Regions from separate parts of the Homo sapiens genome. Here region 2 is linked to region 1. A link is a loop called in an ENCODE intact Hi-C map of the cell type or tissue named here. Cell type or tissue: chondrocyte. All regions are shown on one strand. Each heading gives the region's core, and the rest is flanking DNA. Links, peaks and the distances in the headings are about the cores only. Region 1 overlaps LINC01479 (long intergenic non-protein coding RNA 1479). Region 2 has its middle 59 kb from the start of LINC02421.

Region 1 (5,388 bases), core at 294-5,293:
CTCTCATGACCTTTGTTTCAGAATTGCTTTGTAATTCTGGTAAGATAGACACTAAATTGTCATTTCTGGACTGTATAGACACACTAAATTGTCATTACTGGAAGTATATACACAAACATGCAAAAATGGACCCATTTTAAAATAAGCAAATACAAGGGCCAAAATGTTCGATTACAGGTTCATGATGGATTTTTATTTTTTTAATTATACAAATGCTTATATTTTTCTAACAACAATTTCATTCGAAGAAAAGTCAGTTGATAAATTTTAAGGTTGTATTTATTACTCCTATTGGTTTTTGAAAAGTGTTCATTCAATCTAGGTGTTTTTAGAGTATCAGCTTTTGAACTCAGGGTTCTCAATCTTGAAAGCATAATGGTAAAAGTCCTGCTTTCATTTATTTAAGTGTTCTCAGAGACTACAATTGCCAATATAAATTTGAAAAAACAAAATTTACAGTACCATCGCTTTTTGGTAACAAATACTATATGCAAATCCACTTGTAAAACTATCTTACAAGTATTTTCTTAACAATGTTCTGCAACTAGTAGTTATGTTTTGAGGTGCCCAGCAAAGGAAAACGAATCCATCCACTTTGTGCCAGTCAGTAACAACCACAACAGAGCAGCTGATGTTGTTAACAATGCCCCTATTAGCTAAGGATCAGAAATGTTGTGACATTAGTTTCTGGGATCATGTCAGGATTGAATTAGACTGACTCATCTCAGGTCCTGGTGCTCTCTTAATTCTTTGGTCAGCAGGAATTAGTCCTACCAAGCTTTATCTTGGTCATACCGAACATTGTCCTCAAGCATAAGTTAAGTAGCCCTGCTATAGGATCACATTTGTCAGAAGTTTTCTCCTCTGTGCTTGGCTAAATTCCCACTGTCCATTTGCAAAAGGAGTGGTTTATGCAATTTGATTACTTTTAAGAGCTGTCTCACCTCCAAATGCCTGCTCAAGGGAACTCAGTGACACCAACTAAGAGGCATGTGAGTGTTAAGGTTTAGAGTTGCCCGTGTTTGCTTTCTGATACAGGAATGCCGGAAGAAGCTGAGTGCTGGATGAAGGTGAAAGAGATTATCAGTACCAGAGAGCCAGCTCTTCCCTTCTTCCCCGGAAATTGAGTTGTCAGCAGCCAGTTCAAAGCAGACATGTGAGAAAATCACCATGTCTTTTTATTTTAATGGAAATAACTTAAATAGTTGTCTTGCAGGAAACATGTTTTAAAAATTGATCTTTCTGGGGTTGAGGGAAGCTGGCTATGAGCAGGGGGTCAGCCGACTTATTACTTATTACCTATTACAGTAGAGTGCTTAATAACTTTTCCTTATCTCCCCTCAAGGGGAATATTCATTAGTAGATCAGAAGATAGTGTTACTAACTTATAGCATATCCATAATCTATAGCATATATAGAGGCCAAATTTTACCTCTGATTTATCCAATTGCTTAATGGTTTTAAACCAGATTCACATGGAACCCTTTTTAAAAGCACATTGCCTCTCCATCCCAGGAGGTTGAGATTCTTTAAGTTTGGCGAGGAATCTGTATTTTAACAAGTGTATTGATAATTTCAAAGTATGCCAAAGTTTGAAACCCGCTTAGGTTAGGGACAGGTCAATATGAGAGAAAATAGTCATCTTGATTTACTCTAATAGCTTTATCATTTAGATTAAAACATACACCCAATCCGTTAATAAAAATGTTAAAATCAAGGTTTTTTAAACTCTAGGTAAACATTGCGTGAATCCTTTAGTGCTTCAATTTAGCTAAACCATAAAGTAAGTAGAAACTATGAAGATTCCTGTCTGCAAAGATGGTAAAATGCTAGTTCAAACGTCATGCCTCTGGGAAAACTCCTTGTAAATCTCATCGTCCTTTGTGGAACTCAAGTCTTCTTTTTGGTTCCTGGCTAGTAGCAAATTGTATTTACATGTTTTATCCGTGGCCACACCAATTGTGAACTTCTTGCGGGACAGACATGTTTCTATCTCCTCCCTCCTTCAACAAAGCATCACGCACACAGTAAACCCGAATAATGTGTGCTGATTTTCACTCTGTTATAGGTTTCCTAAAGTGATTTACCACTTATTTTAGAAAATTATGGACACACACAGAAGATTTAGATGAAATTACTGTAACATTTTAAATATTTGTTTGAATTTGGAAGTACATTAAACTCTTTAAGAAAAGATGTTTCCTAATCTCCAGTTATTTCTCTCAGGAAAGAAAAACACAGTAATTTGCCTAAAAGCTTACCCTTAATTTAGGTGTTGATTTAGCGTCTCCTCTAAATACAATCCCCCTTCTCTGCTGTGTAACTGTTTTTAAAAGGATTGGCAATGGATGAATAAACAACTCCTTTAACAAACATTTGAAGACCCCATCCAAACACATACACACACACAACATAAAATCTCTTTCCACATCAATTTAGTGAGCCCTTAATTTTGCTTTCTAAGCACACAATATTATAAACCACAAAACACACACAACCAGTTTAACTCCTGCTGAAATGACATGAGAAGATTCTACTGAAATGCTTAGGGAAACTGGTAATTGTGTGCTGAATTTACTATAGGCTACACCACTAGAAGAGCTATAAGTAGCAACAGTAGCAAATGTTGAGCAGTCACTTTCCTCAACTTGTCCCTGTCCTTAGGGAGCTCACAGTATGTGGCGAAGACAGATACATGAACCATTAATTACCATGTAAGGCAAAAAAAATGGCACATGGAAGAAGATGCAGCTGTGTTCTGGGAACAAGGCAAAAAGAACTGCCTGCGGTCACGTTTGACAGACTAGAAAACATTTGATCTGCCTTGAAGGATGCATAGGAGTAGGAGTTCACTCAAAGATATTCCACTAAGAATAGGCATTATGTTCATCCAGCTTGCTTTTCAGGTAGTTCAGGTTAAAACAGGCTCTAAAAAAAGTTTAACAAGAAAATATATGAACTGAGGAAGGATTAGATGCAAACAGCCCAGCCAGTACATTTAGACCACATAAAATCCAGTTATGCTCATGAAAATGCAGGCAGCAGGATGTCCAATTTAATAGGAGAGGAAGAAAAGGAAGGGCACATAAAATAGAAAGGATTTATTCATTTTCCCCAATAAAGGCTAAGCACTTTCGTAGGTTCTTTTTAATTCATGAACTTTCCAATTCATATTCCAGGTACTAATCCTGCTGTTCTAAAATAGCTGTTGTGGATAACGGGATTTTATGTAGGCCACATGTCCTTAATTTTTATTTCTGCCTCACTCAGCTCAATGTCTACTCAAATTTGTTGGTCATAAACCAGGTATTTAATTAGATTACTTAGCGACACCTAGTGACCGAGATCGGAACCAAGTGCTATTTTAATACAGTGGAGTGTGTGCCTCTGTTATTGTCATGCTTTAGCCCAAGACAGCCCTCATTATTCCAAGTTCTCTTTTCAACCCATTTCATCCCAATGATACTAAAGCAAACCCATGCCCAGTTTGGCCTGAAAAACAACTAATTAGAGAGAGGAAGTGAGAAAGAGAAGAACAAGGGAGAGAGGGAAGGAGGTGATTGAGGGAATAGGTTGGAATCACAGAAGAGACAAGATCAGCAATGAAGGCTTCTATTTTTATGTATTTATTTGGCTGTGTTCATATCAAGAAATGGAAAGAAAGGTAAGACCACCTTGAAGCAGAGAAGGAATGAGAACCAGGGGCAGTCCAAACAAAGGCTCAATTCATATTTTGTTTCTCTCTTTTCCACTTGTATTTGAAAGGGCAGAATAAACATGTTTTGATGATTTTGAAATCCAAGATAGATCCAAATTTAAATGTTTTTAAACAAAAGATAGTTCTCATTGTCATAAATTATAAAATGCCTTTCTCACTTTGCAATTCCTGTTCTTTCATCCCTGTCTATGCATCTTTTTATATCAATTTGTTTTTCCCACTAAATGGATCTATTCGGATGGAGTCATTACTGAGTTGGCATTGCTCTAAAAATAAGCTGATGATTTGCTATCTGCAGTACGTGCTGTCAAAAAAAAAATCAACCAAAGTAACAAAGCAAAATAAACATAGTAATTAACACGTTAAATTAAAAATCAAAATATAACAAAAATACTAGAAGACAATGTGAGTCACGTGACAATTTTAAATGAGTTGAAGGTGCTGATTCTAGGCAAATTCCAACCAAGGGTTCAGAGGGAATCACAAAAGAAAGTGCTGTTATACATTTTTGAGAAAATACAGAGAACATGAACAATGCTAAAGGACTGAATTCTAAAACAGATTTTTAAGAATGCAGACAAGTGAGCCCTCAACTGTAAACATGACGCTGGCACAGCCAATTAAGCAGCGGTCTTTCCCTGCTGTGGTCCAGCCCCTTTGCCAACAGTGGGGTTCACACCCTACAAGTTGAGACCCTTGCAGGCTCCGGGTCCACTGAAACTAACTGAAACATAAGGAGTGACTTGCTCCTTGGAGTTGGAATCCACAGATGATGTTATACAGACTAGCCCTGATTCTGAGGCCAGAGGTCCCAGTGGGCTCCACTGCTCCAGGGTGCAGACATGGCACTGGACCATCATTCTCCCTATTTTTCTCCCCTACCCAGTTAGCCATTATGTTTTATTGTATTTGTACAGACATTTATATAGATTTCTACCATCCCATTGCATTGTAATAATATATTGTCATGTCTGTTTTTCTTCTGTTAAACTATGACTTTCATGGGTGGAGTCACGCTGTGTAGTCTTTGACTACTAGCCCAGCCTATTTAATTGTTAATTAAATGTTAACTGAGCATCTAGTATGCACTGTGCACTGAAGTGGGCTTTGGGGATACAATGAAGAAGATGTATGTCCTGGCCTCAAACTACTTAAAATCTGGTGGAAAATACAAGGAAGACTTTACTTCATTTTGGTATGTTTTAGTAAGTGCTAAGATGGGGGTAAGCACAGAGTTCTGGGAGCACAGAGTAATGCCACTGGATTTACAGTTTGTGAACGAGTGTGGGAAGGCTTCCTGGAGGAGGAGGGGCTGAGGAAGGAGCATGGGAAGGGCATTCTGGGTAGCACAAAGCCTCAAAGACATAAACTAGCACAACATACGCTCTCACATGAGATCTAGTTGTCTGCCTGTCACTGGTCACTTCCCCTACAAGCCCATTATCCACATTGTCCCCAGAGTGGTCTTATCAACATGCAGATATGCAATATAAAGATCTTTCCATAATCGAGTTTCTTTGATGCCTCCACATTACCTGCAGAAAAAAAAATCTAGCTTTTTTTTTTTTTTTGTGAGACGGAGTCTCGCTCTGTCACTAGGCTGGAGTGCAGTGGCGCGATCTGGGCTTACTGCAACCTCCACCTCCTGGGTTCAAGCAATTCTCCTGCCT
Region 2 (5,388 bases), core at 216-5,215, 150 kb before region 1:
CCTAACCTATGAGGGACCTGTGATAGGTACAACTTACCAAAACAGACACTCAGGAACAAGGACCAAGAAAGATGCCCAACAACACAAGTTGGTGGCAAAGATGAGGCTGGTCTCAGACCAGGAGAGAGCACATTTATCAAACAGATGTTCAAGGTTGGGGGTCAGTGAAGAGCATAGGTGAATTGACACGAAGCCCCAGACTTACTTAAATATATTACTAGAATAGGGCCAAACTTACAGGTTTCTGTCAAATGACGGAAGCTTTTTGGGAGCCACCTTTTCTACTTAAATCATTTCTTTGCATCTTGGGTTAGTCAGTGCAATTTGGATTGAAAGTATCATAAACCCAACTCAAACTAGCTAAAGTAAAAAGGGAACAATATTGGAAGAATATGATATATCTCATATAGTTAAAAGATTGAACAATGAAATAACAAACGATGATATGCAGGTAATCATCAGGAAAATGGAAACTCGAGTCAAGTCCTGCCAGGATCCTCTTTCTCAATTTCTCCTCACCTCTTCTTTTCTTCATGTTAACTTCATTCTCTCTACATAAACCACTTCCTCACCAATAGTACCCAAGTTTGTATCTTACCATTAGGGAGAGCCAGTTCTAAAAATACCTCAGGGACAGACTTGATTGGGCCTGGTACCACCTGTGGTGGCTGAAGAGCGACCAGGAATCACACTTCTGGAATGGGCAAAGTAGAGAGGAGCACTCTACAGAAAAAAAGGGTCGAAAGAGCTGGGTTGACAAAGCAATTGATGCCCAGTCTGCACATTCAACTTCAAAGAAGATTTAGGGTATATTAATAGTGTGACCAGATGTCTTTATTTGTCTGGAAAGTCCCTTTTTACACCTGTTGTCCTGGTACAATTATTAATAGCACCCTTATCACTTTCAAAAAATGTCCTGATTTGGAAGATAAATTATGCAGTTGTCTTATTCAGTGGGACTCTGAACTGGCCAAAATAGAGAAGAGAACGAGGTTTGAAAGGGAGGTGAAGATGACAGTGACCTCCTTTAGGGTAGGTTATTCTTCACGGCGGTGCCTCAGTACCCAGAACATAACATGTGCTCAGAAAATGTTGCATTAAAGATCCAATGTTAAAAAAAAAGAATCTAATGTAATAAAAAGATTTTCTCCTCCAAAGTGTTTTATGAAGTCATATACGACACATTTTCCCAACTCTATTATAGAGGACTTTTAGACTAATAGTATCATAGAATCTCAAAGCTACCAGGAAATTTTAAAGATTCTTAGTTCAACCGCTTTCTAATTAGACAGTAAACCTGTGAGCACAGCACTCATGTCTGTTCTGTTCAGTAAATCCTGGACACCCAGGAGCTGGCAAGTATAGGCATTGAATAAACATTTGATTCTGTTTTCAGGGCTTGCTTTTCTTCAATCATGTTTCTATCATAAGGACATCCGATAGAGGACCACTAATATTGGAGGTCTCATGCTTGATTAAACAGTCTTCCAGTCTCTGTCTGAGAAAGTCCTCTCTTGTAGTGAGCTGAAATGTGACTCCCTGTAATTTTCACATGTCCTTGTTTCTCTGTTTCTGAGGCTAACTCTTCTTCCATAGCACAATCTTTAGTCTTCCTTAACCACAGTTTCCTTTTCTTTTCTGACATGGTTTTCAGATCCTTTGCTATCCTGATCACTTTTGGACATATTCAGTTTGTCCAAAGACCTTGCTATGTCTTGAATGCCTCCTCCAAAACTCATGTTGAAACTTAATCCCCAACATGGCAGTATTGAGAGGTAGGGCCTTTAAGAAGTGATTGGGTCTTGAGGGCTCTGACCTCATGAATGGATTAACTCATTCATGGATTAATGGGTTGATAGATTGATGGGATATCATGGGAAGGGATCTGGTGGCTTTATAAGAAGAGAAGGAGAGACCTGAGCTAGCATGTTAGCGCACTCAGCCCCCTCACCAGGCACTGTCTTAGGATGCTAGAGTCCCCTCCAGCAGGAAGGCTCTCACCACAAGCACCCCCTTAAACTTGGACTTCCCAGGCTCCATAACTGTAAGAAACACATTTATTTCCTTTATAAATGACCCAGTTTCAAGTATTCTGTTATAAGCAACAGAAAATGGACTAAGACAGACCTGTAGGCGAGTTCAAAGATGTGTTTTGGCCGTGACAAAAAAAAAAAAAAATGAAAGGCAATCTCACATCGTTCCTTCAAGAAAATTAAGTTTCTATTAATATTAAGCTAAGATTATTCAGATGTTTTTAGCCATGTCTCACTACTGACTCACATATAGTTTCTCATTAATTATTTTTAATTAGGGATAGCCTCAGTATTTGAAGTTTGAGTAGAAAGAGAAGCAGAGTTTTACATGTGTTTCTGCCAAAGTCAGATCTGCTCTATCACTTCTTATGCAATCAGTGTATTGAATTGTGTTAGAGCCTTGAATTTATCCCTGTTAAATGCCACAGCAACATGCTTTACAAGAGTTTCAAATGTTTTTGCATCGTAACTTTGATATCAGAATCTTTTTTGACTCTCCCATTTTGTTGTTGTCCTCATATCTAATGGGTAAAGTATACTTGAAAGAAAGTGGCAATCACTATGATTTTATGAGCCAGGGTCTCTTAAAAAACATTTTCACAGATTTAGTACCCTGGTAGGTAACCAACGAGTTACAAAGCAGCACATCTCACTAAAAAGAAAATTTTGCAAAAATTGAAACTGTTCCGCCCTGAATGAGTTGCCTTCTAAGATATTTCCTGATCACTGGTAGGTGTAGACAGACAGGATAACCATCTGTCCAGGATGTTTTACTGGGAATTCCTGCACTGGGTGGGACTTTAGACTAGATTACCTCCAAAGATATTTTCAGCTCGTAGATTCCATGTACAGTACACATTTACTATTAATAGCCTACATTGGATTTTTTTATCATCCCATAGCTGAGAGGACATTACATTTTCCCGTGAACTAGTTATAATATAATTCCCCACACGATGGTGTCTGGGGGATGTATTTTTGGAAATTTTAAACCACTCTATGTTTCTGATATGTTCCATTTAAGTGGGGGTTAAGTTTTATCTTAACAGGAAAAAATTAAGGCTGAATGATTATTTGTTGTCAAATACACATTATTAACAATTACAATCATTGGTATGTACATAATGAGTTTTTGGGTGTTCATCTGCTGGTTAAGAGCACAACCTGTCTTGCTTCTCATCAGATTTAATCATCCATCTCTACTCTCATCTATCAATTCATCTGTTCCTCCTTCTTAGTTAATATAAATTATGGCTCTTTTGAAATAGCTAGTAATTGTGCAACTAGCTTAGAAAGTTGTAGCCCTCAAACCTAGATTGTCATCCTATAGTATAAGAAACTGCTTTGAGGCTAGAAGGAAAAAGGAAATTACAGTATTAAAACTCCACTAAGAAAAATGCCAAATTCTAGCCTATTATTTATTATGTGCTCTAATGCAGAACTCAGAACTTTTCCAGATGAGCATACATTTGATTAAACATAACTTCTGAATCCTCTAGTGGATTATTAGGGTGGTCTGGCTCTCTTTGAGAAGCAGTAATGGATTCCTATGTTATCACTTAGTGGAAGACATTTAAGAAATTTCAGCAGGTGATAAATGAAGCAAAAGTGATATTTAAATTGAGGGAAAGAATGAATGGCTCTTTCCAGATCTTATTTCTGGGGTCAATATGGTAAAAGCATTTAGAAATGTATGTATTTTTTTCTTATTTTTTTAAAATTTACATCTATAGAGAATGCTAACTAGCTAAACTTGAAAGATGATTCACTTTGTTTAATTTGGATTAAATAACCCTTCTAGCTGTATGTTTTTTCTAATTATAGGGTCCCATTTTACATAACCAATTTGAAGCATCTCTGATTCAGCTCTGAACTCTAGAGTTTGTGCTATTCTCTACTTTCTCCATTGTGGTTTTACTAGTTCACTCTAGTTTGACATTGAGAAATGGAATCAGTCCACTGGAACAACTTCCATTCTTACAGGAAACTCTGATGACACTCAGAGTGCTCTTCATTGGGTGCAATGGTGAAGAGTCTTAGCAGAACTCTTAGACTTATGTGTGGAAAAGTTTTAGCCATGTTACAGTGATGGCCAGAGATTTATTACCATTTCACTGATTTTAGGAAATATTGTCCTTTCATGGAAGACCCTGGAAATTCACGGGCTCTTTCTAGAATAATCTGAAGTTTTCTCTTTCTGTTGGCATTTTGCTTACTGAGGTCACAGCTAATTAGTAGCCTACTTAGAAGAGGAATTTCTTTTCTTCTCTGGCAGCCAGTAGAATCTCATTGGATTGTAGCTGATAAAACAATCTTCTCTTTAGTGATAGTCTGTATTCTAATTGTACTTATGAGGCCTGTAGGTTATGGTTAAAATTAAAACACAATAAATAGAATAAATTTAATACATTAGCAACTATGCAAAACAGCAGCCACAAGTGACATGGATTTGTTTCTGTGTCCTAAAACTCAGTAGTATATTAGTGCAACATAATTACAGTAATCCTATGATGTTCTGCCATACAATGGCATCTCCAACTATATGAGCTCCTTCTGTCACTAGGGTTTATTTCTAGCGCTTCTCATATTTCAGAGTAACAAAATAAAGGTATTTAGCAGTGTTTCCTCTGGGCTTGGATGCAGTGTTTTGTAAATTGATTTTCATCCATATTCATATCAGGGCTAAATCAGAGAAACAAGGAACTTGACTTTCTACTGGAGAAGAGCTAAATTGAGTATAAAGATTGAGCATTAATGTGTGTGTAGTCTTTTCTCTGACAAGTTAAGGGGGCTTTGGTAGACAGTAGGAATGATTTAACCTTGGCAGTGTCTTCTGTTCAGAGTGTAGCTTATTTGGAAGTAACAGGCTAGAGGACTTCAGCCTTATGGGTTTCTTAATGGAAGTCTTCTTTCTTGAATAGAGAATATTACAGTTTGTGGATAGAAGCTTCAAAAGGATATGAATCATGAAGGTTTAACTTACGGTAACGGGTGGGACTCTTATACCTAGTTTAGAATCAAAGAACTTGTAAAAAAAAATTGGCCTTCTTATGGGCTAATTATCTAGCTACAATTTCTACAGCATTTTTGAATGAGGTATGACTGACTCCTCTACAGATGACAATTTATCTTTGCACTGTCAGAAAGGCAGCCTGGTTTAGTAGTCGCATATCATCTATAAGACCTGTAGGCTTTTGTGAGATTAAGCTACTCATGACCTTCTAAATGTCGTCCCAGTCTCTGATCTATATCCATTGCTCTCCATCCCTTCCTCCTCACCCTCTCCTCCAGCACCCTGTGGATGTTCCCCCACTTCAGGAGTCTGGCTCTCAGAGGATTTTTTTACACTACCAGT

The links. Peaks named below come from ENCODE experiments on the same cell type or tissue, not always from the same donor. Only the 100,000 strongest peaks of a DNase experiment are listed, where the experiment ranks them.
Region 2: a loop joins it to region 1, with 2.5 times the contacts of the local background. A loop is called at or near these places in 7 of 110 quality-filtered maps.

What each region holds. Positions count from the first base shown.
Region 1 is chr12:67,940,161-67,945,548 of GRCh38, forward strand. The region is part of intron 2 of LINC01479 (long intergenic non-protein coding RNA 1479); the gene reads left to right. Among named protein-coding and RNA genes, the nearest start is that of LINC01479, 14 kb to the left of the region's middle. In chondrocyte, for the core only: CTCF peaks have their summits at 3,333 (motif pointing left) and 3,533; no DNase peak of the experiment used is centred there.
Region 2 is chr12:67,785,480-67,790,867 of GRCh38, forward strand. No RefSeq gene overlaps it. Among named protein-coding and RNA genes, the nearest start is that of LINC02421, 59 kb to the left of the region's middle. In chondrocyte, for the core only: a CTCF peak has its summit at 3,012; no DNase peak of the experiment used is centred there.